Regions from separate parts of the Homo sapiens genome. Here region 1 is linked to region 2. The links are chromatin loops, found by intact Hi-C in ENCODE. Cell type or tissue: heart left ventricle. All regions are shown on one strand. Links, peaks and the distances in the headings refer to the core of each region. The heading gives the core; the rest is flanking DNA.

The links. Hi-C counts contacts between places; a loop is a spot of excess contacts. Peaks named below come from ENCODE experiments on the same cell type or tissue, not always from the same donor. Only the 100,000 strongest peaks of a DNase experiment are listed, where the experiment ranks them.
Region 1: it touches region 2 in a loop (2.3-fold over the local background); 4 of 110 quality-filtered maps call a loop at or near these places.

The regions. Positions count from the first base shown.
Region 1 is chr17:17,020,517-17,035,672 of GRCh38, reverse strand. No RefSeq gene overlaps it. Among named protein-coding and RNA genes, the nearest start is that of MPRIP, 14 kb to the left of the region's middle. RefSeq lists enhancers at 5,735-6,309, 14,954-15,156. In heart left ventricle, for the core only: no CTCF peak of the experiment used is centred there; a DNase peak (open chromatin) is centred at 7,379.
Region 2 is chr17:17,114,464-17,129,619 of GRCh38, reverse strand. It overlaps MPRIP (myosin phosphatase Rho interacting protein), which reads right to left. Exons shown (of 24, transcript NM_001364716.4): 4 at 2,767-2,918. Among named protein-coding and RNA genes, the nearest start is that of MPRIP, 80 kb to the right of the region's middle. RefSeq lists enhancers at 1,138-1,637, 1,638-2,139, 2,604-3,103, 9,865-10,390. In heart left ventricle, for the core only: a CTCF peak has its summit at 8,621; DNase peaks (open chromatin) are centred at 9,929 and 10,299; H3K27ac peaks cover 2,880 bases.

The DNA.
Region 1 (15,156 bases), core at 5,008-10,007, 93 kb after region 2:
GAAGCAAGACCACAAGATCTCGGAGGCCCTTTCCAGCTGTGACGCCATGAGGCTTTTCTACAGCAGGCACCAAATGACAATAGTCTCCAGATGTGCACTAGGAGAGAATGTAGTGCACTTGACACAGAAAGTCCACCAGAAGGGCAAGTTGGACATGTTATTTAAATTTTAAGTCTGTGACCACTTTGACATAGTGATTCCACTTCTAGAAAGATAGGTTGTAAAATTGCTCACACAGGTACACAGATATTATGTACAAGGATGTTCATTCCATCATTGTTCTTAATAGCAAAAATTGGAGATACTCCAATTGTCTATCATTAGAGGATCGGATGAATAAATTATGGCTCTTTGATACAGGGGAGTACCATGGGGCTAGTTGTTAAAGACTGAGATAGTGTTGACGTGGCCATCCATCTCAAAATATGGTGAAGTGAAAAGCTGTTGGAGAAATGGTGTGCATTGTAGTAGCTCATCCTTGTTTTAAGAGTGTGTGTGTTAGCAATATTCACAGTTAGTGTTTACATGGAGAAGGTCAGGGGCACATACACCTAACCGTTCATTGCAGTTAACCCTGGGAGGTGAAAGAATGGGGACTCACACTTAAGCTAGAGATTTATATCATGTTTAAAATTTTTAATAAAAGCTTTTGTTTTCTTACTAATATAGAGAAAATCATATAATGAAGGTGGATGTATCCATTACCCAGCTTCCATATCAACTCAGGACAAGTCTTGTTTCAACCATACTCCCTCATCTACTGTGTGTGTCTGTAAAAGATAAGAACTATTTTCAAAAAGTAGCCACAATACCATTATCATACCTAAAAAAACAATAATTCTTTAATATCATTAAATGCCCAGTGAGTGATTTCCAGTTATCTCCTAAAAACAGAAATTATTTTTGTAATAAGAAAAAAAAGGCTGAAAAAGATAAAATTGTCAATCCAAAGAGCAGATTAGTACAAGTTTCCTGGAGCTTTGTTTAGTGATACTTATCAAGAGCCTTAACAATGTGCTTACCTTTTGCCCTAGTAATCCCAACCTGTGAATTTATTCTAAGAAGAAAAAAGAACATTGAAGAGGTATACAAACATTGTTCACTAGAGTGTGCAGTGTCTGTTACAGAGAAGTTGTTTGAAAACTATTTGTTGAGGCCAGATGTGGTGGCTTACATCTGTAATACTAGTACTTTGGGAGACTGAGGCAGGAGGATTGCTTGAGGCCAGGAGTTCCAGACCAGCCTGAGCAACATAGCAATACCCCATCTCTACAAAAACATTTTTTAAAAATTAGCCAGGCATGGTGGCTCATGCCCATAATTCTAACTACTTGGGAGGCCAAGACAGGAGGGTTGCTTGAACCTAGGATTTCAAGGCTATAGTGAGCTGTGATCACATCACTAAAACTCCAGCCTGGATGACAGAGCAAGACCCTATCTCAAAAGAAAAAAAAACAAACCACAATTTTTTTTGAATTTGAAGTTGAGCTCCTGCTGTGGTTTGCAGCTTTGTTTGTAAAAGAAAAGCTGAAAGTCATGGAAGTGTGTGACATTAGGGTACTGGCTAAATAAATGAGGGCAGATCCATAAAATGAAACATTGTTCTGTCATGTAAAATCAGATTCTAATAATACACATAGATAACCACCGCTTCCAAGAGGCAGAACTTCATCCTCATCCTCTAATGGACTATGGAAAGAAGAAAAACAGTCCTTTTACAGTGAAGAAACTCAGCAGATGCTCCCTCAACATCGCTGGTGGTAAGTCTTGTGGCTACTGGGTACCCCCTGATACAATGACAGGGGCACCTCACCTCTGTGATCTTTTACCCAAAAACTAATAACCTCAGTCTCATGAGAAAAACATCAGACAAACTCAGATGAGGGGCATTCTACAAAATACGTGAGCAGCACTCTTCGAATGTGTCAAGGTCGTGAAAAACAAGAAAAGACTCAGAACTGTTAGGGACCAGAGGAGCCTCAGGAGATGACGGAGACTGAATGCCATGTGGGATGCCGGATGAGATCATGGAACAGAAAAAGGGCATTAGTGGGAAACTGGCGAAATCCTAATAGAGTCTGTCGTCCAGCTAATAATGTTTTACTAATGTTAACTTTTTAGTTTTGACAAATGTAGCATGATTATGTAAGATGTTCACATTAGGGGAAGGTGGGGGAAGAGTATGGGAACTTTGTGGAACTTTGCTGTAAATCTAAAATCACTAAACAAAAATTATTCAAAAAATCAGGGTGTAGATATTTATTAGTATAGAAATGTATTCACAACATATTAAGGGGAAAGTATGTATGGCCTCACATAGTTTTTGCTGAATGAGACCGTATTTGTAAAAACTCTAATAACAAGGTGTATGTCTACATGAATGTGTATATATGCACATGTAGGCTGGGCACGGTGGCTCATGCCTGTAATCCCAGCACTTTGGGAGGCCAGGGTGGGCGGATCACCTGAGGTTAGGAGTTCGAGACCAGCCTGGCCAACATGGTGAAACCCCATCTCTACTAAAGATACAAAAAAATTAGCCAGGCATGGCGGTGTGCGCCTATAATCCCAGCTACTCGGGGGGCTGAGGTAGGACAATCTCTTGAACCGGGGAGGTAGAGGTTGCAGTGAGCTGAGATGGCGCCACTGCACTCCAGCCTGGGTGACAGAGCAAGACTTCATCTTAAAAAATTATATATATATATATATATATATATATATATATGTATATATATATAATGTACATGTGCATACACACAGGGACACAGGGCTGCATATGTATGCGTATGTGCGTATCTAGCCATTCATGAACAATGTTTGTGTACTTTTTAAATTTTTTTTTTCTTAGGATAAATTCATGGGTTGGGATTGCTAAGTCAAAAGATAAACACATTGGTAAGGCTCTTGATAAGTATCACTAAACAAAGAGCCAAGAAAGTTGTAGTAATCTGCTCTCTGGATTGACATGTTTTTCTTTTTCAGGACATGCAGGGAAGCATGTAGTTCCAGGGTTGCACACTCAGAGGCCTCTAGGGCCAGGCAGGTGGCAGCAGTGGCCTCAGTGATCTGGGGTGTCCATGCTCCTACAACAGGCAGCAGCTCCATGGCCTCGGTCGTAGCCGTCTGTCCTACAGGATTTGGGCCTGGTCGTGATCGATCTTTTAATTTTCCAAAAGAAATCAGAAATCGAGGTTGTTACACAAATTGTCAGGGCCTACTCAGCTGTGGGGAGGGGGCCTTCAGGGTCCCACAGCCAAGAAGAAGAGGCCTGGGACTCAAGAGGCAGGCAACACAGGCCACAGGCTGGGCTGTCCCTGCCCTGGCCCCACCATCTGCACCAAGCCTGGAGGACGGCCAGCTGGCCGGGGCAGGGAGAGGCGGCAGCTCTTCCGGCCTGCGTGCCTGCGTGTGGCCAGGCTGGGGAGTGGAGGTTTGCTCAGAGTCCACAGGAATGGGGGCTGACACTTCTAGTTCACCATATCACTTCAGGGGCTGTGACTCGTGGGTGTGTGTAAGAGTCATTGATATATCATCTCCTTATGTGTCTGTGTCTGTGCATGTCCAGAGGGTGGTCTGGCTATCTCTGAGGGTGTTTCTGGGAATGACCATGTTATGTGTCTACATGCATGTTGGCCTGTTTATCTGGGGGTCTGACCTGCATCTCTGACTTGTGAATATGTGTGTGAATTGTACAGATGCATCCATCTTTGCATGTCATATGATCTGTGAGATGATGGTACATATTTATGTGTGTTTGTGGGCAACTGGGCTATCTGGCTGGCCCCACTGCATATATATCTGGGCTTCTATGTGATTGTCTGTGAGTGTCATTGTGTGTGTGTATTCTGTCTGATTGAGCTGTATATGTTTGCATGTCTGTTTTATATATGCAGGTCCATGTGTCCATATCTATGTGCATGTTTGGGCTTGGCAAGTTGCCTCATACCTATAATCCCAGCACTTTGGGAGGCTGAGGCAGGAGGATCGCTTGAGGCCAGGAGTTTGAGACCAACCCGGACAGCATGGTGAGACCTCATCTCTACAAAAAAATTAAAAATTAGCTGGGCATGGTGGCACACACCTGTAGGCCCAGCTACTTGAAAGACTGAGGCGGGGGGATCGCTTGAGCCCAGGAAATTGAGGCTGCAGTGAGCTAGGATGGCATGACTGCACTCCAGGCTGGGCGACAGAGTGAGAACTTGTCTCTAAAAATAAAATAAAAATAATAAATAGAATAAGGTAAGTGCAGTCTGTGCCTATGCCTCTGCACAAGTGCGTGTCAGCATGCATAGTTGTGTGTTGTGTCCGGCTGAGTAGGCACATGTGCATGCGTGTGAGTGTTGGATGCTGGGGCAGTCAGGGTTCGAGTCACTGACAGTCAGCACCCACTCCTCACTTCCTCATGCCTGGTTCCTACAGGTCCCCACAAGAAGCATGTAGGGCCCAAGCACCCCCTGCCACCTCTGAACCCCAAGCACAGGCACGAGAAGGTAAGGGTGGCCGACTGCAGGGCCCAGGCTTGGAGGACCCTGGAGCCGACTCCTGGTGCATGTACCACGACTGCCAGCCTGCCTTGGCCTGGCTCCTGGGAAACACTTGCCCTTGGCCAACTGGAGAGCTGTCGATTTGGGACACAGCCCCACAGTGGCCACCACTTTATCCCACCCTCAAATACTTCCTAAGGCCATTTGTTGCTAGGAGACGGGTACAGGCAGCCTGCTTTGATGGCTCTCTAGACACAGGCTCCAGGGACAGGAAGCCTGTCTGGCCCCTTTCCTATGAAGTGGCTGGGGAGACTGGGGGTGGGCATCGGGGATGAAGGATAGACGGGGCAGCTTGGACAGAGTAAGCAGCAGGAAGTCTCAGAGCCTTAGGAGCAGAGGGGCCCTGGTACCCCTTGGTCAGGATGCTGAGCCCAGAGAGGGCAAGATCCTGACTTAGGTCACACAGCAACAATCCCCGGCAGAACTAGCATTCCTTTTGGAGAAATTCAGAGTTCATGGCCCCAGGAGTCATTCATTCACTCATGCATGCATTCATTCATTCATTCATTCATTCATTCATTCATTCAGCAATTACATATTAAGCATCTACTATACGCCAGGCCCACTACTAAGCCCCGGCATACAGCAGTGGAAAAGACGGAGGCAATCCTCACCTCACAAAGCTGATACTCTCGTCAGAGAGACAGAAAACAAGTGAAGTTAAGATCACGTCACTTTGTGCTAAGGGCTAGTAAATAAAATTACACCATGTAGAACATTGGAGTCGCTCTGTCCAAATGGTGGCCACTAGCCCCATGTGGCTATATGAGTTTCAAGTAATTGGAGTAATTGAAAATTAAGAGTCCAGTTCTTCCATTGCAGTAGCCGCATTTCAGGGGCTTGTTAGCCACACGGGGCCGGTAGCTTCTGACAGAGGCTGGTGACAGTGGACAAAGAGCACTTCCATCACAGAAGGAGCTGCCGGACAGGGCTGGTGTGGGGAGTGGACAGAAGGCTGGGGGCCAGATGGCCGAGGACAGCGACATCTAGGCTGTCCTGCTGAGAAGGGGCGGCCACATGGTGATGCACCCGGGGGACAGGACAGCAGGTGCAATGCTGGCCAGGTGGGGATGTGCTTGGTGTGTTCAAGGGACAGAAAGGACAGAGGCAGTGAGGGGAGAGGAGAGAGAGGTGGGGTTGGGGAGGTCAGCGGGGGTCTCTGGGGCCTGGGTAAGGAGTTTCTGCTTTATGTGGAGGGCGTCAGGAAGCCATGGGGGGAGGGGTTAAGCAGGAGAGTGGCATGGTTTTAACAATATATGGAGAATGGATTTGTGGGGGCAAGAGTGGAAGGAAGGAGCCCTAGGGAGGAGGCTGTTGTGTCACAGAGAGGAAGGTGACTGAGACCTGGGTGATATGGGAGTGGGGGTTGGGCAACAGCCATCATAGCCCAAGCCTCAGGGTTATGGATCCAGCTGTGCCTGAAGCTACGGCTTGCTTGACACCCCCTCTACCTCCTTCCTCCTCTTGGTTGCTGGGCACTGACTTGAACACCCCTCATTACTACCACCCACCTATCCCCTCCCTCACAAAACCCCCGACTGTCTCTCCTCCTATCCCTGTGCGGAGCACTCAGACGGGACCTAGGCTTCCCTCAGTGCCCTGGGTCCAGTTTCTTTTGCCGGGCTTTGCCCCTCTCATCGCATCCCAGGGTTGATAAGCTAGCCCTGTCTAGTCACATTGAGGTCCTGGGAAAATACCTTAGGCCACCTGGTGTTTCACTGACTTTCCCCACCAGGACGCTTTCCTGGAGCTGTGAGCAGGATGCAGGAGGAATCAGCTGGCTCTGGGTCTGGGGGGTGGGAGTGACTAAAAGAGAAGGCTCAGCTTCAGTTGCAAAGTCCCCCAGAGGGACTTTGGTTTGTTTACGGGAAGAACTTCCCCTCTATAAAAGGGCCGATGTCATCCTTGTGCATTCGTGCATTCACAGTGGAGGGGATCCCCTAGGACCCTAAAAATGAGGTGGAAAGCCTTCTCCCTAGGGCAGGCGTCCAGAGGCCGGCTCTGCTTCTCAAACGCTGGGCACTCATTCCTCCTCAGGATCTTTGCAGCTGCAGTTCCCTCTGCCTGGAATGCTGTTCCCCTAAGACCCCAGGTGGCGTCTCCATCTGGCTGCCAAGTCTCCTCCTGAGCGATTATGCGGATTACCTGATGAGCACGGCTTCCTCCTTGGAAGCACCTTGTTTTGTCTCCGGTACTAGAACGCCAGCTCCACAAGGGCAGGGCGGTTGTTGATCTTGTTTTTCTCTGTCCCCTCCTGTCTGACACTATGCCTGGCATATGGTGGATGTTCCCAGGAGGTTTCTGGAATGAGCAGATGTCTGGGGTGAGTGTGGGCAGGTGGCTGCCATGCATACAGAGCCTGCCAGGCCCCAGGGGGCTCAGACTCACCCTCTGACTGCACCCTCCCAATGGGGATCAGGACTTTGAGGCTTGGAGAGGTGAGGTCACTCACCCGAGGTTGCACAGGCAGTATGTGGTGGGCCTGGTCTGGAGAGGCCTGGAGGGGACTTGGGGGTGTTGGAGGCTGGGCCACGGCCTGGGGACACACTGCCTTTCCACATGACAGCTCTCCATCCGTCCACAGCCCCTGCTTCCCCTGCCAAGTCGCACCTGGGGCTTCCCTGGCCACCTTGGGTCCTCAGGTACAATTGCACTGCAGGGCACTGGCCTGTGGCACACAGCAGCAGGCCCTGCAGCCCAGATTCACACAGCAAGCGAATGAGGCATAGCTGAAAACCGTGCACATGGTGGCCTCAGTCCACACAGGGTGGACCCAGCCCTGGACAGGCATGTGGCTCCACCCAACACTGAGCAGGCAGCCCTGCCTCCTGAGTGCACCTGCCACGCCCAGGGCTTACGTCAGCTGGGGGGACTGGGGCAGCCTCTCTGAAGAATGCAGCTCATTGTCAGCGATGGGGCAGGATTCCTTCGCAATGGCCACACCCAGAGGCAAGTCTGTCCAGGCGGACAAGGGCAGCTGAGTGAGGCGCCCTAGGAAGTCTGACCCCCTCTGCCCTGTGATGGTCCAGCAGCTCCAGGAAAAAGGACCAGAGTACCCATTGCCACCTGACCTTGCAACCACACACACGTGTGACTTTTATAATGAGAGAAAAAAAAAAACATGTTATAAAAACAACTTCTGTATGACTTGCCCAATGCCAGGATTATTCTAAGCATGGACTCTTTTTTTCATTAATTTTAAAAAAATGTTTGAGATGAGATCGTGTTCTGTCACCCAAGCTGGAGGGCAGTGGTGTGATCATAGCTCACAGTATCTTGGAACGTCCAGACTCAAGGGATCCTCCTGCCTCAGCCTCCTAAAGTTCTGGGATTACAGGTCTGAGCCACCACACCCGGTTTAAGCTCATATCTTGATCCTCACAACAACTGTCTGAGGAGGAAGTATTATCCTTACTCACACTTTGTAGTTGGGGAAACTGAGATCTGGGTAACTGGCCCACGTTCACACAGCCAGGAAGTGGGGGGCCAGGATTCACACCCAGTGTGGCCCAGTGTCCTCCTGGCTCCTGAGCAGCACCGCACACAGCTTTCAGAATCGTGCACACAGCCATCACTCTGGAACCATAGGGTAGGGCTGAGAAAACTGGGCATGAGGGTTGAGTTCCACCTACCCGTCCACACGCCTGGTCCAGAATTTGCTCAAGATCTTTATTGAACAGACGACACCACATACCATGATGGCAAAAAGGCCAGGCTCTGGTTGAATTTCAAGAACAGGCAAAGGCAGGTGTGGCAGCTCACGCTGGTAATCCCAGCACTTTGAGAGGCTGGGGTGAAAGGATCTCCTGAGCCCAGGAGACCAGCCTGGGCAACATGGAAAAACCCTGCCTCTAAAAAAATACAAAGATTAGCTGGGTGTGATTGTGAGCCCCTTGTAGTCCTAGCTACTTGGGAGGCTGAGGTGGGAGGATCACTTGAGCTGGGGAGGTTGAGGCTGCAGTGAGCAGTGATGGCACCACTGCACTCCAGCCTTGGCAACAGAGTGAGACCCCATCTCAAAAAATAAAGAAATATATACATACATATATAAATAAATAAATGCTGGCTGGGTCCAGTGGCTCACGCCTGTAATCCCAGCACTTTGGGAGGCTGAGATGGGTGGATCACAAGGTCAGGAGTTCAAGACCAGCCTGGCCAACATGGTGAAACCCCCTTCTCTACTAAAAATACAAAAATTAGCTGGGCATGGTGGCACACCCCTGTAATCCCAGCTGCTCTGGAGGTTGAGGCAGGAGAATCGCTTGAACCTGGGAGGCGGAGGTTGCAGTAAGCCAAGATTGCGCCACTGTGCTCCAGCCTGGGAGACAGAGAGAGACTCTATCTCAAAAAAATTAATTAATTAAAAATAAATAAATAAATGTTATTGTGTATATTTAAGGTATAAAAGCTATATTATATATAAAGATAGTAAAAGTATAACTATAATGAAACAAATGAACAGATCCATCATCTGAGATATTAACAGTGAACCGTAGTTTTGCTTTTGTGGCAGGAGCAGCTAAAATCTACTTAACATGAATCCCATGCACTGTGCAACTTTCTTACCTGTGGTTCCCATGCTGTACATTAGATCTCTAGGCTTGTTTTGTTCTTTGTGTGTATTTGACTTGTTTTCTTTGATTCCACACATAATTTCCTCTTCTTTTTTTTTTTTTGAGACGGAGCCTCGTTCTGTGGCCCAGGTTTAGTGCAGTAGCGCAATCTCGGCTCTCGGCTCACTGCAACCTCCGTCTCCCTGGTTCAAGTGATTCTCATGTCTCAGCTTCCGAGTAGCTGGGACTACAGGTGTGTGCTGCCACACCTGGCTAAGTTTTGTACTTTTAGTAGAGATGGGGTTTCACCATGTTGGCCAGGCTGGTCTCAAATGCCTGACCTCAAGGGACCCTCCCACCTCGGCCTCCCAAAGTGCTGGGCTTACAGGTGTGAGCCACTGTGCCCGGCCTAATTTTTTTTAATGAATAAGAAATGCAGGCTCTGGAACCTGGCTTAAATCTCTGCTACTTTTGGCTGGGTGACCTTGGTTTCTCTGCTTCCGTTTCATCATGTGTATGTTTGGGGGTGATCCTACTACTGTAACAACAATGGATTATCCAGAGCAGAAATGAGGTGCCAAGCACCCAGCGCCGTGCCTGGCACATAGGAAGTGTCAATGAATTGGTACCAATGATTGATAGTGAGATTTACACCATGAGCCACGAGACATTTACCTACAAATATTAGCCAAGCACTGCGTGTGCCAGACCCTGGGCTGGGCTCTGGGTATAAAGCAGGAAACAGAACAGACCCAGCCCCTTTGCTCAGGGAGCTGACATTCTAGCGCCTTTGCTGTCAGCAACAGCTCACTGTGACTTGCCCACAGCTGCACAGCTAGAAGTGCTTCAGGGGACCCAAGCCTGACCCCTCTGTGGGGGAAGCATATGCTTTTGCTGCCTGTGCTTGGGGTATTCCTGAGGTCCTGACAGACAGTCCCTGCCCAGCCCAGGGATCCTGTGCCTGTCACCTCCAGAGAGGTGGGACAGAAATCCCGGGAGCTCAGAGCAATAAGGGCTGTGAGTTAGTGAGTGACACCCACTACTGGGCTCCAGGAGGGAGAGTACAGGGTGCTGTGCCTCTCTGCAGGGTCTCCAGGGGAGCCAGGCCCACAGCAAGGCCCCACTCACTAACATAGGTCACTTTGGCCTCCCTCCCTCAGGTCTACCTCCTCCCTCCTCTATTGGTGTTTCCTGGGACCATATGTCCCCCAAAACAACTTGTCCCCAACCCTATGTCAGAGCCTGCTTTTGAGGGTGCCCCTTAACAGAGCCAGCCATGGGCCATGTGGGGTGATATATCAGAGGGGGTGGGGATGCCCCTGGCCAGGGGTGTGGGCCCGGCTGCCCTCTGGGACAGCTAGACAGGAGCCCTGTTCTTTCTCAGGAAGGTTCTGCAGAGAGCAAGTGGTCTGGCTGTGGATTCAGTCAGCTCCTGGCTTTTGGAGATACTCCTGGCTGCTCTCCCAACCCTGAGTCCCTCGGGAGGCCATGGTCACCGAAGGGAGGGGGCTGGCTTTCAGCAGGACCATGTGGTTGGCCCTGACCCAAGGGAGAGGGGCCTACCCATGTGGGGCATGGGGGATGGAGTCAAGTACTTCCCAACAAGCCTGGCTGGAGCCCTGCTCGAGGAATGGGGTGCCTCAGGGTCTCCTGCTTCCCACCTGCCCTGACCTCTGGCACCAGGCTCTGTCCTTACTAATAGCCTCTGGACAGCAGGCGGAAGCCCAGAGCTGTGTGGCCTTCCCCGAGCTCTCCGAGGCCTGCCGTGGCTCCCCCTGCCCCTACAGTTTCTGCCTGTGCTTTGTACTTGGGATCTCGGGGGCTTCGTGGCACCAAGGGCCTACCAGGCTTTTCGGGAATTTAGCACTGGGGGCCACAGGGCATAGGGTAGGTAGGATCAGGCACCCAGGCGGGGAAAAGAGCCCTCTCGGACGGCCAGGAAGATGCTGCCAGCCTGGATCCCAATGTCGCGGACGCTCTCAGTTCATCCTTCTTGCCACGAATCCCCCAAATGGCATCAGTAGCCACAGCAACAGGAGCAATAATTATCTCTCTCTATGTGGAGATGGGCTCTTTACAGAGGTCATCAAGTTAAACTGACGTCAGTAGTGTGAGCCCTTATCCAGCATGACCCGTGCCCTCATAAAAAGGGGAAATTTGGGTCCGGGCATGGTGGCTCACGCCTGTAATCCCAGCACTTTGGGAGGCCAAGGCGAGCAGATCACAAGGTCAGGAGTTCCAGATCAGTCTGGCCAATATGGTGAAACCCCGTCTCTACTAAAAATACAAAAATTACCTGGGCGTGGTGGCGGGTGCCTGTAGTCCCAGCTACTCGGGAGGCTGAGGCAGGAGAATCACTTGAACCCGGGAGGCGGAGGTTGCAGTGAAGCCAAGATTGTGCCACTGCACTCCACCCTGGGCAACAGAGCAAGACTCCATCTCAAAGAAAAAAAAAAAAAGGTGGGGGGGAATTTGGACCCAGAGATGTGCATAGAGGGAAGACAAGGAGAAGAGACATGGGGGGAAGACAGCGCTACCGTGCCAAGGAGACAGTCCCAGAACAGAGCCTTCCTGCACAGCCCTCAGAAGGCCCTGTCCACAGACACCTTGATCTGGGACTTACAGCCCCCAGAACTCTGAGAAAATTGCTTGTTTTAGCCACCCAGTCCATGGTATTTTGCCACAGCAGCCCTAGTAGACTAATGCACATTTTTATTGCGATACAGTCCACTCGCCAGGCGTGGTGGCTCATGCCTGTAATCCCAGCACTTTGGGAGGTCAAGGCAGGTGGATCACTTGAAGTCAGGAGTTTGAGATCAGCCTGGCCAACATGGTGAAACCCTGTCTCTACTAAAAATACAAAATTAACTCGGGTGTGGTAGTGGGTGCCTATAGTCCCAGCTACTCAGGGGGCAGAGGTGAGAGAATCGCTTGAACCCAGGAGACAGAGGTTGCAGTGGGCCTAGATTGTAACATCGCACTCCAGCCTGGGTGACAGAGAGAGACTCCATCTTAAAAAAAAAAAAAAAAAGAGAGAGAGAGAGATACAATCCCCATGCCAGAAAATTCATTCATTTAAATTGTACAATTCAGTGATTTTTTATTCTAGTAAAATAGTTGTGCATCCATCACCATGACCTAAGTTTAAAAGATTTTCTTCACCCCAAAAGGAAGCCCTGTACCCACTAAGTGGTCACTCCCCATCCCCTCCCCGCAGCCCCTGGTAGACACTCGCCTGCTTTCTGTCTCCACGGATTTGCCTGAGCTGGACATTTCAATACATGGGATCAGACAATCTGCAGCATTTTGTGTCTGATTCCTTCACTCAGCATCATGTCTTCGAGGCTCATGCACACCATGGCAAGTCCACACATCATTCCTGTCTGCGACTGAATAACAGTCCATTGTACTGATGATCCGTTCATCAATTGCTGTGTCATACAATTTTGTTTTAAAAGGAGGATCTGAAGCATGGCAAATGTTCACATGTGTTAAATCCAAGTGGTGAGAACATGGATATTTGGTATTTTTCCTTATATTTTTCTGGATGTTTGAAAGGTTTTATAATTTTTATGTTAATAAATATCATTTCAAAATATGTATTGAAGGAGAAAGAGGAATCTCCAGGCGCAGAAGGGAGGGGAGTTGTTGACATGCTAAAGAAAAAGATGGGTCTGGTATTAGGAAAACAGCAAAGGATTCCTGAACCTTCTTTCTTGACTTCCTGTTCCGAGTGTCACAGGGACAGGGATGTTACTTAGCAGCCTCAGCCTATGAGCCCCACAAGGGTGGGGACCAGTCTGTGGTATTCTCAGCTCCCTTCCCAGCAGGGCCTGGCCCAGAGGCAGTGCTCAGGGAAGGTGTGGGATATTCCCTGAGAGTGGGAAGGGGCCACCAGGCTGCTGGGTTGGACCTGGCTCCCCAGCCACTGCAGCCTTCCCCTCTCCCAGCCAGCAGGCTCAGCTCCAGCCCCAGCCCCACTTCAGTAACCGCCACGCGCATTGATGGGGAACTCACTGCCTTAGGAGGTGGTCACCCCACTGCTGACCACCAGGGAGGGGCGCCCATAGCCCCTTCTACTTGAGAGATAGTCCAGTGGCAAGCCCAAGGTGAAAGGCTCAGAGGACAGATGTGTCTGGGGACATGGAGTGGTCTCACCTGTCGCCACTGACCCTGTGCCTGGTACTGGTCCTGGGCTTTCCTTGTGTTTCATTCTCCCAACAGCTGCAAGAGAAGGACTCTAATGATCCCATGGAAAGATGGGCTCCAAGGGGCACAGTGCTGGCCAGATGTCCCATGGCCAGGACCCGAGCTCATTCTGCACACCATGCCCTCCTTATTAACTCATCACACCCAGCAGCAGACCCAAGGCCCTGGGACTGAGACCTGCCTCTGCCCAGGGACTCCCAAGCTCACCTGGTCATCAAGCCTCCACTGCCCTAGCCCGGGGTGGGTTGCCTGCATGGCACCCCGGGCAAGGAAGATCTGGGCCTACCGGATGAGCTAGGTCTGTCAGCCCTTTTGTTTATAGAAGCTTTTGGGGGGCCTTGTGGCCAGGTGTTGAAACAAAGGTGTCTGTGTCTCCATAAGTCCATTTGGATTTCATCCTACTTGCGTAGGATGAAAAATCTACATTTTTCACCCAAGATGATGCCTTATCTGGCAAACACTGTGCCGTGATGGGTTTATAGGCGCTGTGGCTGAAAGGCAACCCTAGCCCTAAAGGAGAGGCTGTTTCAGATTCCCCTGTGAGCTGGAAGTGGTGGGAGGAGAGCAGGCTTCCTTATCCCAGTGTCATGACCAGGCCAGGCCAGCCCTGCACCCTCTTCACCAAGGTCCTGCCTAGCTCTGCTCCGGGGCAGGCTGAGCTGGGAAACAAGTCAGTAAGTCCATAGTACAGCTGGGGGCCCCTCCTTCAGTGAAAAGGCACAATCGTGCTTCTCAGGAACCAGCTTCAGATGGAGCCCAGAGGGGTGGGAGGGAGGGGACTGGTCTCCCCTCCTACCACACTGGCATTCTTTCCTCAAAACCTTGCAAAATATGACTGTGCGGCTCCCTGCTGTGGCACGGCACTTGTGGCATCATCGAAATGCCAGTAGGGGCTGGCACCGGGCTGCCCACGGCCCCAGCAGGCACTGTCCCCGCTCCCCTGGGCTATGAGGAGCTAAGCGGGTGGGCCCCTCCCACTTCGTCTGAGGCCCAAGAATGCTGTCATCTGGCCACCCACAGCTTTATCAGTGTGGCCTTTCTCAGGATTGCTGGGACAAAGGGCGTGGGTGTTTTCAGGACTCCGGCGGATTCTGGGAATGTCTCTGCCTTCCCAAATCGCCAGTTCCCGGAGGAGGACAGGACCCTCACCCACCTCCTCACTAAAGGAGAAACTGAGGCCCAGAGCAGGGTAGGGACTTGTCTGAGGTCATGCCTGCTTTGTTGGTGAGAATCGGACCTTACTTACCATTTCTGGGTCACAGGCTCCTTTGACAATGTGAAGGAAATTCTAGACCCATTACTCCAATGCCCAAGGGCCAGGCCTGCGGTGTTGATGGCTGGCATGGTCTGCTCGGCATGGGATTTGTCTGGAGCCCATGTCCCCCACCTCTGGCTCACTGTGGCCCTGCAGGGCACCCGGTCGTCCAGTGTTTCAGAGGAGCCAAAGAGCCATCTTTCTGTGTGAAAGCTACTCATGTTCAAATGTTGGCAATGCATTAAAAATGTAAAACTAGACCGGGCACGGTGGCTCACGCCTGTAATCCCAGCACTTTGGGAGGCCAAGGCAGGCGTATTACGAGGTCAGCAGATCGAGACCATCCTGGTTAACATGGTGAGACCCTGTCTCTACTAACAATACAAAAAAATTAGCCGGGTGTGGTGGCGGGTGCCTGTAGTCCCAGCTACTCGGGAGGCTGAGGCAGGAGAATGGCGTGAACCTGGGAGGCGGAGCTTGTAGTGAGCTGAGATGGCGCCACTGCACTCCAGCCTGGGCAACAGAGTGAGACTCCGTCTCAAAAAAAAAAAAAAAAAAAAGGTAAAACTATATATTATGTCAGCCCAATTAAACA
Region 2 (15,156 bases), core at 6,216-11,215:
TCCAGCAAGCCTAGGACTCGGGAGGAGTCAGGACAGCAGGTGTCTCATGTGGCCTCAGTCCCATTATGCAACTTAATCTCTGTTCAGACTGCAGTCTGTGGCTGGAGTCGCAGAGATGCAGGGTCCAGGAATAGATGATGGAATGTGTCCTCTGCACTTGGATTTCTCAAGGAAGCCCAATAGGAAGCGTCTAACATCATCCAGATGTGTTATAAATGTTAACAAAACAAACCCCAAGAAGAGAGGAGAGGGGTGTGAATATGGGACTGGTAGGTGCTGGGGCTCCCCGGATAGGGACGGCAGAGCCCGGATGAGTGAGAACAGGGGAGTGGGTAAGGTTAAAAGGCAGGGCAGGGAGAAGGGAAGTCCAGACTTCACCCAGCTGAGAGCACAGAAGAGCTCCCTTGCCAACTCCTACCCAAACCCACCTCGTCTAAAAGAGCTATGTAAAGTGTGGCCCAGAATCCTGGAAGTGGGAACTGGAAAGAGCTGCCAACTTCCTCTACCCAGGCCCAGGAGAGACCCGGCAGCCCACGCAGCTGTCAGGGCTATGCAGAGAAGACCTGGGAAGAAGACTGGGTGGGACTGTCCCCAACCCACCCAGCTCCCAGCTGCCTGGTGGAAGTGTCTGCACCTTCTTAGGGACCAGCTTTGATGTGACCAGAGAGCTCAGACCCAGAATGGCGCTCCAGAGCCTAGGGATGAGGTTACTGGGAAGAGGAGTTATAATGGGAAACAGAGGGAGGCAAGAGAGGGAGCAGAGGAAGGGGGCTGTCAGCGAGGGCAGGAGACAGAGGAATGGGAGAAGGAGGCAAAAGCACTTGTCCCCAGGGTGCATAGGCCACACCTGACTCCCTCACGCAGCTGAGCATCCCAGCTTGTGGGAAGGTGAGGGCGGATCACGAGGTTATGCCACGTGAGAACCTGCCTGTTGGACACGAACTAACGTGGCCCACAACCAGGGCGAGGGGAAGGGGAAGAGCGTCAGGCAGCTTATTCTGGCTTTGGATACGCCACTGAGCCACCACACACGTAGGGCCCAGATGGCATGTGCACCCGGTACCTTGGTCCATTAACGATCTTGTCTACCCAAGCTGCATGGGTATGGCAAGCCTGAATATGCAACAGAAGAGAGCAGAGAAGTGACCCAGGAGAGGGGCTTGGGATGGAGTGAGGACTTCTGGCAGGACTTAAGCTGCCTGCTGGAGGCAGTCCAAATGCTAAACATCACCCTCTCCTAATACCACATGGTACAACACATACCTCTATGTGCTGGTCCTAGAACCAACCCTGCTCCAGACACTCCCCAGCTTGCCCTGGAGACCCAGGACTCCCATCCATCCCACCTGTTACCCACACCCTCCCTGGGACCCAGCTCCTGTGGAAAGGGTGAGGGTTTCCTAGGGAAGCCACCTGGGCAGAGGAAGCCTCGGCTGTGTGCTGCCCGGCCAACAGCAGAAACAGGTGTGAGCCAGAAAGTGCAGAAGGTGCCCCTGGCCAGGCTCCTGTCTCTAGGCCCTGGGTCTCCTCGACTGTACCACGAGGGTTCTTCAGAGGCCCTTGACATTCTTGATCATATGGTTCTGGATTAAGATTGTGGGAGACAGAAGTGCTCCTCCAGCTCGGCTCCAGGTGCTCAGAAATGCAAACCTGCCTCTCTCCAGGGGAGGACTCTAGGGGAGAGCACACCCCCGCAGAGAGCGCCCCCGGGACCCAGCACTGGCTCCTGGACGCCTTGCCATGTGGCCCTGGACTTCCAGCTGTGCTCACTCACCAGGCTTGGCCAGGCTGCAGCTGAGAGGCTAAAGAAAGGCTGGTGCTCCGAGTCATCTGTGTGTTCAAACTCAAGGGCTTCGTATTCCTGATTCCCTCTACTCTGTACTGCTACAGTCAGCCTGGCCCAGCAAGCCCCAGGTTTACTTTCTCCCAGAGCTTCTTAGACTCATGTGCCTCCTTCTCAGCCTTAAGCAAGACAGGGATTCTCGGAGATCCAGTTTGTGAGCTCCTGTCAGGCCCAATGAGCCTGTTCACCTGCACGGACTATGTACGGCTTTTCACCATGGCCCAGGCCATGTGGGTAGCAAAGAATTCCCTGCTAGACTGGGAGCTCTGGGAAGGCAGATGCTGCCCTGGGCTCAGCACTGCGCTCAGGCCCCTGGACTGTGGGCTCTCTCAACCTGAGCCAGTTCGCCACTCTCAGGGGACCTGGGTGAGTGAGACACTTACCCATTCTCTCCACTCACAGAAACCAATCTGTGCAGTGGCAGCAGAGTGGCTCGGGTGTGAGGTGCTGGGGATGTGACTGAGACACCTCCCACCCCCACCACCACTGACAGAGACACACGTGGACACAGCAGATAACCTGGCGCTTTCATAGGTGGTGGAGCCCAGCACCAGCCCTGGAAGGAGGAGCAGCCATCCCAGACTGGGGGAGGGCGTGCCCAGGTCATATGATTCAGGGACTGATCCCCTTCCAGGTGGAGGGGCAGGTGAGTTGGGGGTGTGGTGAGTGCAATGGTGGGGAGGCCCGAGGAGGGTAAGGTGGCCAGAGCAAAGAGGGGCCCCAGAGGCTGCAGGTGGAATGGTGAATGTCCTGATTTCTGCTGTGCTCAGCACACAGCGGTGTTGAGAACAGAGACAGAGCCCAAGAATAGAGGCACACGGGGAAGTAGACAACATCGACACTGCCACAGGGGCAGGCGGCCCATCTGGTGTTGGCCCTGTGGCAGGTGGTGGTGCCTTGTTCCACAGTGCCAGCATACTCACCCACTGACGATCTCCTTGGTCTCCGCCCGGATGAAATGCTCCTTCTCAGGCGTCAGAATACACAGGGAGAACTTCTGGCCCGTGCGGCCCTCCCCATCCACCACATCTGTGCACTGGTTCATGTTGATGGTGCCCTGAGGAAGGGTCGTGGGCTGGAAGAAGGCGGCAGAGAGTCACCCAGAGGCCAGCCAATGGGGCCACAGATGTCGTACAGCCCCAGGCCATTCCTGACCCTCCCAGCCTGTGGGGCCTCTAGGAGTGCTCTCCCTCACTCCAGCCCCAGCTCCTCTTCCTTTGTGCCCATCCCAGGGAGGACAGGGACAGGCCTGGCCTTCTCCAGAGGACACCCAGCTAAACATCCCTCCTACGTGGAGAGCGACATCCCACTTGCACTGGAGGGGATATGCAGGGGAGGACAGGATGGGGACAGCTGCGGTGACAGGGGCAGCTGAGATCCTGGTCTCAGAAGGGCTGCTGATCCCACAGAGAAGCAAGAAAAAGCTCCAGAGGAGGCAGTTTCAAAATAGCAGGGTTATTTTTAGAGGCAAGGAGGGGGCCAGAGAGAAGCCACATCCTTGAGAGCAGGCTGTGGGGTGGGTGCACTGTGCCTTCTTTAGAGGCGGCCAAGGAGCACGCCCGGCAGCCTGGCCCACGGCACCTTCCCAGGGCCATAGCAGAGCCCAGCAAAGGCTGCCACACCAGCTCTGGCATGGCAAACAGTAACTTTTTTTCTTACAGCAAAAACTGTTACACACTGAAATTAGGGACAGAAAACCAAAAGCAGGAAAGGATGCCTTTAAGAAATCCCTACTGAGGCAAAGGGCTAGGCAAGAGGACCTTTATGGAGATGACTTGTTTAGCCCTGTACCCTCTGGCCTCTTTCTTACTCTCCCAACGTAAGGATGCTTTGGGAGAGCAGATGGGTTGCCATGGTTACCACCACACCAGGGGTGCCCCTGTCCTTAACACACTCCACACTGACTCCACCCCACTAATGGACAGCTGCTGGCTTCTCCACTGAGCACCCCCAACAGCCCACCATTTCCTTGTTCTCATTCTTGAAGAAGCAGAAGATGCTTCTGATCCATCTGAGGGGTGGCCTGCAGTTGGGCTGCCTTCCACCCAGAGGCCATCCAGCCTCAAGCTCCTTGCTGACAGTCAATGGGGGCTTGGTCTCAAGAGCAGGATGCTGGGTCTGGTGCCCATGCTGAGCTCAGACCAACCACTCTCCACACCCCGACCTTCTTCCTTTCAGAAACAGGTTAGGTGCAACCTCCTTGTCCCTCCACCTCAAGCTCCTGTGATCTTCCTGTTACTTCCTCTGACCTACTTGCCACCTCTTTCTACACCCCTTGATGCCTGCCTGCAGGAGTCAGACCGGAGGGCTGCTGGCTTTGCAGAGCCCTTGCCTACATGGCTGCTGGCTCTTTTCTCCATGGTTAAATGTCCAGGTCCAAGAAGCCTTTCCTTGTGGGGTCTCTGGACTCAGCCATCCCCCGTGGGTCCAGCTCAGAAGGGAGGTGGCACAGCAGGTGGGATGGAGGCTGGGCTCACAGGGAAGCCTCCTTCAGTGGCTTCACCCTTTCAGCATACACCATTGGCATCCTGCCTCAACACTGACCCTGGGGGGACACGAGGAGGAGCCACATTCAAGCCCAGCTCAGTGCTCTCCATCAGTGGAGTGGCCCGCAGGTGTCTCTTCCAGACACTCTTGGAGGGTCCTTGAGAAGGAGCCAGGAAAGGGAGATGGGTAGGGTTGCTCTGCAACCAAGCAGTGGGTGTTTCTTGAGAAGGAGAGGGTACAGGAGGCAGCCTCAGACCCCATCTTTATGTTAGTCCAGGAAGCCTGGATCCAAGCCCCTGCCACCTTCTGGTTGGGGAGACCCACACTGAGTGCTATGGCCACAGCCACAGGACAGGTGGGCCTTCCTGCCCAAGGTGGGGGTCCTGGCTTTCCTAATCTCCTCTCTCCAGCTCCAGCCCCTTTACTCTATTTGACAGAAATTCTCATCCTGGGCATCCTGGCATAGTGCAGGTGCCTGTCTGAACCCTCTGGGCAAATGAAGGGTTGCTCTGACTTCCCTCTTGAGCCCAACACCCCCATGCAAAAGCGCACCCCACCTCCACCTCCCTAGACAAGGCATCTTGTCTCTCTGAGGTGGACTCTCTTGTTTGCTGAGGAAACTCCATGGACCACAGTGAGGACTGGATGACATGAAATGGTAAAGTGGCCAGTGCACTCGTTACTAGAGTGTCAGAAGCCATCCTGAAGGAACCACTGTGGAGGCAGAGGGGCTTTCCTAAGGTGGCCCTTCCTCTCTGGTCTTTGACTCCCACCCTGGTCCTTGGGACCGTGGTCTCAAACTGCTGACAGTACAGGCCCTGGATGAGCTGTGTATCCATACCATGGTGCCAGTCTATTATGAGTGTGCATGCGTGTGCACACACACACACAGAGACATATGTTAGATGGAATATATCAACAGAAATTCCAAAGTTTTCTTCTCAAGGGATCATCCACCGGCCCCCTGGAGGCACAGACCCCACTTTGAGGCCACTGTTCCAGGGTTCAGTGTCACCAAATTGCTCACTGTCCCTGAAGCCCACTCTTCCCTCTTACGCAGTAATTGTTTGGGCACTTGGCCCCCAGCTGAACAAAGCCCCTGCTCTGCTGCTGAACGTGGTTGTGTCTCAGCCTCACCAAATGAGTATGAAGCAATGCCTTCCACCTCTCCACCTCTCTGGGCCTCAGTTTCCTCATGTGCAAAGTGAGGGTTCTATCTCCTTCCAAAAAGGATTTCAGAAGCATTAATAAAAGGCAAAAACATACCAAGCTGAGCCAGGACTGAAGGAAATTAGCATGTATTAACTACCTGTGTGTCAAGATTTCACAGTTACACTCCCTTTTATGCCCTCTTCAATATTACTTACTGTGAGGCGGGCATCACCTAACCCTATCACACACAGAGAAAGGAGAGCAAATGGGGGTAAATACGTTATCAAAGAAGGGAATATTTTAACTCCAGAGCCCAATCTATTTCCATGGAGGAGGGAAAAAAAACTTCCTGCTCTTAATCAGATGATCTCATTTTTATTTAATCCTGGTATTAACTTTTCGTTTTTTCTTTCTTTTTTTTTTTTTTTTTTTTTGAGACGAAGTCTCGCTCTGTTGCCCAGGCTGGAGTGCAGTGGTGTGATCTCAGCTCACTGCAACCTCCATCCCCTGGGTTCAAGGGATTCTCCTGTCTCAGCCTCCCAACTAGCTGGGACTACAGATGCATGCTACCACACCCAGCTAATTTTTGTATTTTTAGTATTATATTTTTGTATTTTATAGTAATTTTTGTATTTTTAGTAGAGACGGGGTTTCACCATGTTGGCCAGGCTGGTCTCGAACTCCTGACATCAACTGATCCGCCTGCTTCAGCCTCCCACAGTGCTGGCATTACAGGCGCGAAGCCACCGCCCCTGGCCTAACTTTTCTTTTTAACAACAGCTTTATTGAGATATAATTTACATACAATTTACCTAAAGTGTACAGTTCAATGGCTTTTAGCATCATGTTCACAGAGCTGTTCTGCAATCAAGTGCAGAACATTTCCATCTCCCCCTGAAAAGCCATTCGCAGTCACTTCCCTTTGACACCTGTCCCCACCTCAACAACTGCTAACCTGCTTCCTGCCTCTGTGGATGCATCTCTTCTGGATACCTTGCATAAATGGAAAAATCTGGCTTCCATTTAGCATATTTTCAAGGATTTAGCATATTTTCAAGGTTCCTCCGCATTGCAGCATGTGTCAGTCTTTCAATACTTTTTACAGCTGAATAACGTTCCATTGTGCGGCTATACCGCATTTTGTTTATCCATTCATCTGTTGATGGACATTTGGACTGTTTCCATTTTTTGGCTACTGTGTATAGTGCTGCTGTGCACATTCCTGTACAGTGCTCCTGTGCTCTCATTTCTCTTGGGTGTGTACCTAGGAGCAGAAGTGCTGGGTCATATGGAAACTATATGTTTAACTCTGAGGAGCTGCCAGACTATTTCCCAAAGTGGCTGTGCCATCTCACATTCCCACTAGCACTGCGTGAGGGTTTGGGACTAACTTTTTAAATTGTATTTATGTACTGCTTCTAACCAGCACTCTTGGAAGACAGGTCCAGGTACGTACTGAGGACCTGCTATAAAATAGCTCCCTTTGGCCAGGCGCAGTGGCTCATGCCTGTAATCCCAGCACTTTGGGAGGCCAAGACGGGCGGATCACGAGGTCAGGAGATCGAGATCATCCTGGCTAACACGGTGAAACCCTGTCTCTACTAAAAATACAAAAAATTAGCTGGGCGTGGTGGCAGTCGTCTATAGTCCCAGCTACTCGGGAGGCTGAGGCAGGAGAATGGCGTGAACCCGGGAGGCGGAGCTTGCAGTGAGCCGAGATTGCGCCACTGCACTCCAGCCTGGGTGATGGAGCGAGATTCCATCTCAAAAACAAAACAAAACAAAACAAATAAACAAAAAAACAACAAAATGAAAACAAAAAACAGCTCCCTTCGATTGTGGAGAGAAAGGAACACTTATACACTGTTGGTGGGAGTGTAAATTAGTTCAGCCATTGTGGAAGACAGTGTGGCAATTCCTCAAAGACCTAAAGATAGAAATACCATTTGATGCAGCAATCTCATTACTGGGTATATACCCAAAGGAATATAAGTCATTCTATTATAAAGACACATGCATATGTATGTTCACTGTAGCACTATTCACAATAGCAAAGACACGGAATGCCCATCAATGATACAGACCAGAGAAAGAAAATGTGATATATATACACCATGGAATATTATGTAGTCATAAAAAAGAATGAGATAATACCCTTTGCAGGGACATGGATGGAGCTGGAGGCCACTATCTTTAGCAAACGAACACAGGAACAGAAAACCACACAGCACATGCTCTCACTTGTAAGTGGGAGCTAAATGATGAGAACATATAGACACATGGAGAGAAACAACACACACTGGGGCCTTTCAGAGTGGGGAGGGTGGGAAGAGGGAGAAGATCAGGAAAAGTAACTAATGGGCATTAGGCTTAATATCTGGGTGATGAAATAACCTGTACAACAAACTTCCATGACACAACTTTACCTATGTGACAAACCTGCACTTGCACCCCTGAACTTAAAAAAAGAAAAAGAAAAAGAAAATAGCTCCCTCCAAGTCTCAGTAGTGCAGTGTTCCCCCTTCCCCTGCTGCCGATGGGGAAGCAGCAACAACAGCACCAGCACAGGCGCAGGGCACAATGGTGCTCATGTTTGCGCCCATGCCCTTGAATACCACGCACTGCTGCAAACTCTTCCCGTGTCCTCTCACTGAACATTCCGAACACACTATGAGGCAGGCACTACTGTCACTCTCATCCCGCAGACAAGGAAGCAGACTGCTAAGAAGCTAGGTGCAGTCATGCACCGCACAACGATGTTAGTCAACAGCTCCCTCTATGTTTTGCTAGGTTTGGATACATCAATACTTGCCACTGTGTTATAACTGCTTGTGATATTGCAGTATATGCTGTACAGGTTTATGGCTTCGCAGCAATAGGCTCTACCACAAAGCCTAGGTGTGCAATAAGCTGTACTGTCTAACTTTGTGTAAGTGCACTCTAGAATATTTACACAAGGACCAAACTGCCTGAGAAAACACATTTCTCAGGATGTGTGCCTGTCATTAAACAACGCAGAACTGTAATTTTGATTTAAGGTCACAATGCTAGGAAGTAGCCATGTCAGGATTCAAACCCAGGCACTCTGGTTCCAGAGCTGGTCCCCCTGCTGCTCTGCACTCAGCAGCATTTCCAGACTGAACAGACTCAACCAATGGCTCCAGGGAGCCCCTCAGCCAGCACCTCTCCCCTCCCCTGCCTCTGCCTAGGGGGCAGGATACAACCATCTGTGTCTGGGTAGGCCTGAATCTTGTGCTGCGAGAGTAAGGGCAAATATCTAGGCTGTAACCCAAATCCAGCCAGAAGGAACGCCTCAGCTCTAACGCTGTCAGCAAAGCAACTCTGATGAGCTTCCTGCCCTAATTCTATACCTCCAGAGGTCAGGAATCCAGGTTTCCTAGGAGGCTGAGCTTCACCTAGTTTTGTTTGATTCATTTTCCAAAAAAAGAGACGGCCCTCTGTAGGCCATCGACTCTGCTATGTCACCAAGTTATGGGTTCAGCCCCCACATAGCCCTCCAGCTATCTGGAGCCTCTGGTCCTCTTCTGGGCTCCACCCTACCCCAGCTAAGGGGCAGAGTTGCTACAGGCTGCAGATTGTTTAGGCAGGAGGACACAGGACTCAGGCTTCTCTCCAAAGAGATGAGCACACCCTGCTCCTCCTGCCGGTCCTCTGTCCACAGGCCCATGGGAGGCTGGAAGCTCTGTGCACTGCAGCCAGGGCATCTTGTCAGAGGCCAGAGTGACCTTCCTGGGTTAGGATAATACTGCTATAGCAGCCTCTCCAACCGGGGACTCTCCACCACACCCCTGGCCCAAGCAGAAGCACTTTTGGGAAAACAGGCCTTTGTTTCTTGTTGACCCCATGAGTGTGGGAAGGCAAGCTTCTAAGAGCCAGAGGGAAACAAGAGGAAAGTAAGCAGAAATATGGTGAGAGGCTGTTTGGCGTTATCATCAGGAGGACCTTCCTTCCAGGCAGCTGCTGTTACAGAACCAGTCGCACGTGAGACCTGGGTGGGAGTCTTCCCTTTATCCCCCAATCCCTCATTCAGACCAGAAAACAGAGACCCAAGAAACAAAGGCTTTCCCCTAGGGCAAAGAATTACTCCCAAAATCTCAAGGTCAGAAAGGGGATTTCAAGGTGAAACCTGACTTCCCCCCACACCTGAGGTCCTGAGACAGCATGTTTCACAAACTCATCCAACCAAGGCCCACATGGAACACCACATTCACACCATGATGAGCACACACACAAGTGCACACATGCACATGAAATGGAAAACGGTGAGTCAGTATTTCTACCATGTGCACTGTATTTATTATTTTTTCATATGCACTGTGACCCACTTAAGGAGTATGAAAAGCTTTGTCTGCAAACTTTGGGGCTGAGCGGTCGCCTTGCTCATCTGCACTCTGGCAGGGACAGGCAGCTCGGCACGTTCTAGGGAGGACACAGGGAATTGCCTTGCAGTAGAAGCAGGAAGTGTATTCACCACTTCCTGGGTGCTCACTGTGGCCAGGCCCTGAGTAGCTACAGGTACTGATGACAGCTTCAGGAGGCAGGCACATCATTGTTCTGACTTTCAAATGTACAAGCTGGGGCTCCAAGTGATTATGGGACGTGGCACTCTGTGGGCCACCCAGAACAAGTGTGGTCCTCTCTGACTGGCACCCTTGCCCCTCTCTCCTTGGCATCTTTCCTCCCTGGACTTAACAATTGTTTGCACAAGGTCATGCCTAAGTTTATCAGAGAAACTGTAGGCAGGGCTACCCAGCCTGGACCACGTGGAGACTTGCCCAGCACGGCCCCTGCCTTCAGCCTGGCACTTCACTGAGCTATGGCCTGATTAGGCAGCGCCCAGGCAGGAACACCACCTCCCTCCTCCCTTGGGCTGGTGGGCTGTGCTGCAGACATGGTCTGGCTGCTCGAGCCAGGTCTAAGGAGAGGTCCTTCCTTTCTTTGGAATTCAGGACATTGGCTCCAGAGTTTTCTCAGGAAGGAACACAGCCCTTGGGGAGCACCAGCTGAGTTCCTAGGCGCCCCTGGAACCCACATCCTGGGAGGCACAACACAGGAGCAGGGCTCATGGGGGCTGTGTGGCTGGCTCAGGTCAAAGGTGGTCTCCCGGCTCTTCTTGCTGCAGCCAAACTGCTTCTAGGAGCCCGATCTAACAAATCACAAGCCCCTCTCTTTTGAGGAGGTGCTGGTGACTACCCCAAAGGCCATCAAGTGTAGAAAGGGCACTTAACTCTTGGCCCAAAGTCCCTCTGGGGCTGCAGACCTCCCCAGGGAGCAGCACTCTCCACAGACAGATATCCCCAAAGCCCAAGTCCTCTGAGGAAACTGGAAAGAGCCGCAGAAAAGGGGTCATGATCCCATGCAGGCCCAGAGTAAGCAAAGCCTCTGCCTGGCCTCTGTGCCACAACTCAGAGAAGTGTTAGGCCAACCACGCCTAGGGACTGACAATGGGCCTAGCAGGTACCCACCAGGCAGAACTCCCTTCCCCCTTCCCAGTCGTCACCGCCAGTCCTGGTGTACTCCACAGTCCTCATGGTTCAAAGGGCAGTTCCACAATCATCCTCCACACTGTAGCCTCCTGAAGCTGCATGGAACAGCCCCTAGGCTGGGCTGAGCCCTCATCCCAATGCCTGTCCTCAGGTGTCAGGTCTGATTCCAGGTCCTATCACCTCCTTGGGAAGGGAGCCATGATTCTGCACTCTTCCCCACCCTTCAGGTGTCCCACATGAAACCTGCATGCTACAACCTGGCAGACCCCAGAGAGGGTCCTGCAACCCCAGAGGGACTTTGGGCCAAGAGTTGGATGCCCATTCTACACCCGATGGCTTTTGGGGTGGTCCCCAGCACATCCTCAAAAGAGAGGCTTGTGATTTGTTAGATCAGGCTCCTAGAAGTAGTTTGGCTGCAGAAAGAAGGGCCGGGAGACCACCCCATGACCTGGGCTAGCCACACAGCCCCCGTGAGACTCCCAGGACCTTAGGCAGCTTTGGCCAGCCAGGGCTACCTAGGCTGGACCTACAGCACAGGCCAGGGAGACCAGCTCATGGGGCTTCCATCAGCCCAGGACAGGAGGAAGAGCTGGAGCCACAAACCACTGCTCTCCCAGCTGTTTCCCTCTGCAGAAGTTCTGAGATCTAAGGTAGACTCTAAGCAATCTGTTTTCAGAGCTCTCTAGCCAAGAAGAGCCTACCCTTGGAGTCAAGTCCTAGCTCTGCACTCACTAGCTCTGTGATTCTGGGCAAGTCGCAAATTGTGAGCCTCAGTTTCCCTAATGTAAAATGGTAGTAAATATAGGCCTCGTTTTGATTGTAAAGTGGTGTAGCTATTGTGGAAAACTTTAGCAGTTCCTCAAAAAATTACAGACAGTTTCCATATGACCCAACAAGTTGATTACTGGATATATACCCAAAAGAACAGAAGACAGGTACTCGAACATATACACAAATCATATCGTAGCAGCATAATTCGCGATAGCCAAAAGGTGGAAACAGCCCAAATGTCCATCAGTGGACAAATGGATAGACAAAATGCAATATTCATACAATGGAATATTATTTTATTCAGCCATAAAAAGAATGAAATCCTGACACATGCTCCAACATGAGCAAACCTTGGAAACATCACGCTAAGTGAATGAAGCCAGTCACAAAAGGACACACACTGTGTGACTCCATCTTGGTGAAATGTTCAGAAAAGGCCAACCCATAGAGAAAAAGCAGAGGAGTGGTTGCCAGGGGCTAGGGGAGGGGAATGAGAAGTGGCCTAATGTTTTGGCCTAGAGATTTCCCTTTGGGGTGATAATCTACCCCCTTCTGTCACAAGACTACAAACGATACTGCACAGCTGAAGCGGGACTCGAGCTCAGGCTCGGGATGGCACACCCGTGCCGCCTGCTGCTTCTCAGTGCACATCACCACTCTCCTACCAAGCAAGGGTGGTGGTCAGAAGACGATGGGTTCAACAACTTTCCTCGAATGTTTGGGAAGGAGGGAGGACAGTGTCGGGCATGTTCCGTCTTCTACCCTGTGGCAGAGAGGCAGGGCTCAGTGGACTGAGGAGCTCTGGGCATCATGGGCCACCGTCTTCTGCAAGGGGAGGGGGCACATCCTCTACTCAGAGACCATGGCCATCTACTTGTGCTAAGATGGCTGATAAGGGCTCTTGAAAACAATGGACCAAGCCGAAGGGTCAATCCAAAGGCAGCTGAGTACCGTGCAGATTCTCCCTGTGCCTCTCTGGCCCTTGCCTTGGGGCCCTGGGGAGCACCAGAGGCTGGTTTCCCAGGCCACATTCCAGGGGAGAGCAGGGTCTGCCCCTCTGCTGAGCCCCAGGCTGACAGCACCTGGCCCCAGACACTACCTGCAAAACATTTCTGACCCCTCTCCCCAGCTGCAGATGCATGCGGGGCAGGCCCTTTCCCACTGCCCACCAATACAGACTGGGGACTGGCAGGACGGAGGCCTCAGACCTGTGATTCTGGGAGTTCCGTGGGAGGCTTGGCTAGATGAGGCCAGCTGGGAACACCTGGTACACAGTGAAGAGGCCCATGGGTTCTACCCTCCTAGGCACAGCAGTGCTGGGAGCCTCAGAATGATTCAACAGGAACAGCCCCAGAACCATTCTTCATGAACATAGATCCGGCCAAGCCAACCCACAACTCAACTGCTCCAACAGCTCCCAGCCCAAGCTCTGCTCCCTGCACCAATTGCCCCACCTTGCCTCCTGGACCTACTTGCTGGCCTGGGAGACCCACGGTTACCCGCTGCACAGAGCAGCCTCCTTTATCACTGTCCTGCCGGAGAGGCCTGCCTGGCACATCTCCCCTCCTGGATCATTGTCCTGTGCTCCCTGAAGGGAGCCCCTGTGCAGAGGCCATGGCCCATCCACAGGTCTGCCCAACTGCTCTGCATACTAAGCCACAAGGTGCCTGATAAAACTCCTTGTATTTACTCTATACACCTAGGTCAGCACCTTCCAATATGTGCTTCAGTAAACATTTCTGAATGATGGAACAAGCCAACCCTGCTAGATTTATATTATAGATTTAATTATAATATAAATATTTGATTTACTTATATATGTAATAGATACGTTTTATTTATAAAATAGAAACCATCATTTTAACCAAAATCCCATATTCATTAAGGGTTAACAGGATGACACGTGTGCAAAGACCAGACAGTGGCAGGCTCTGCAGGGCATGAGGTAGAGAAGCTGTCTGGAAAGAGATGCAGGCCCCTGAGGAATGGCCTTTGCATGATCAGCACCTAGGCCACCAAGTCCATGGTGTTGGTCTGAAGCCACCACCCCAGCCTTGGGCCAATGACTCTGCTGCAACCAGCAGATGGTAAAGTTGTGAGATGATGCTGCATGACTCCATTTACATCAAGCGTCCAGGACAGGCCAATCGATAAAGATGGGAAGCAGGAGGGGAGGAGTGGCGGTGGCAGCTAAGGGATGCAGGGTTTGTTTGGGGGTTGATGAAAAATGCTCTGAAATTAGATTGTGTTGGTGGTTGTATAACCACGTGAATATCCTCAAAGACAATGACCTGTACACTTCAAACAAAACAAAACAGAACACTGCACAGATAACAGGGAGAAACCACAGGCTCAGCAGCAAGCAGGCCAGGCCTTCCAACAGGCCTTCATGGCTCCATCACGAGAAAGAGCTCGCCTCCCTGCCAACCCAGGCCTGGAAGGCCCTCTACACCCCACCTCTCCCTAACGTCTGGACGTGGAAACTCAGGCCCAGGCTTCCTAACTCCTAGCCCACCACAGCATGCCGCCTCCATCACAGAAGAAGCAGGAACCATGCAGTCAGGGCCAAAATCCCGAGGCCCTACCTTTCCTTCCCTCTACTGGAATGTGACAGTGGGTGTCACCACAGACGCAGAGCTACCGCTCCCATCCCAAGTAGGCCCTCTTCTAAGATTCAGCTCTGGCCCCAGAGACAGTGCATGCTTTCTGAGGCATTCGTGGATTAGCAGGAGGGGGCCTCCAAGATGTGCAGCATCTGCTAATGCCAGCAGCAACAATGCAGTGTGGGCCTCGCCCCAGCCTTGGTGCTGCAGTGCGTGGGCTGGGCCTTCTGCTACAAGTGACTTTGTGGGATGCTGAGGAAATGACCCGTTCAGGGCTTTCCCAGGGGCATAGTTAGAACCACTAAACTACTTTTTTTTTAACGGAGAAAATAAGAAAACAAGGACCTTTTTCACTTGCTGCCAAGACCAGGAAGTTCCTCCTCACACCTGCTACGCCAGGCTGGCCTGCTGGCTTCGGCCGCTGCCTGGGCAGCGAGATACCAGGGCCCCCGCCAAATGGCCAAGGGCCCTCTGCCAGAGGAGCTTCCCTTGGGAGCCCTCACCCAGTTAAGGCCCACCTTCCTCCTAAAACTGGTGGTGGGTGGGCGGGGGGTAGATGGGAAGAAGGTAGGAGAGGCATGGGAACTGGGGAAGAACAGCTTTTCATCCCCCTCACCCACCACAATGGTCAGCTAGCAGGATCCACCAACCAAGGGTGACACTACACCATATGCAACAATGAACTTGAAATGGAGCAGATACCTCAATGCAAGAACAAAGGCTATAAAATGCACAGAAGACCAAGGAAAAAAGCCCTGTAACACTGGATTTAGCAACCATTTCTTGGATATGA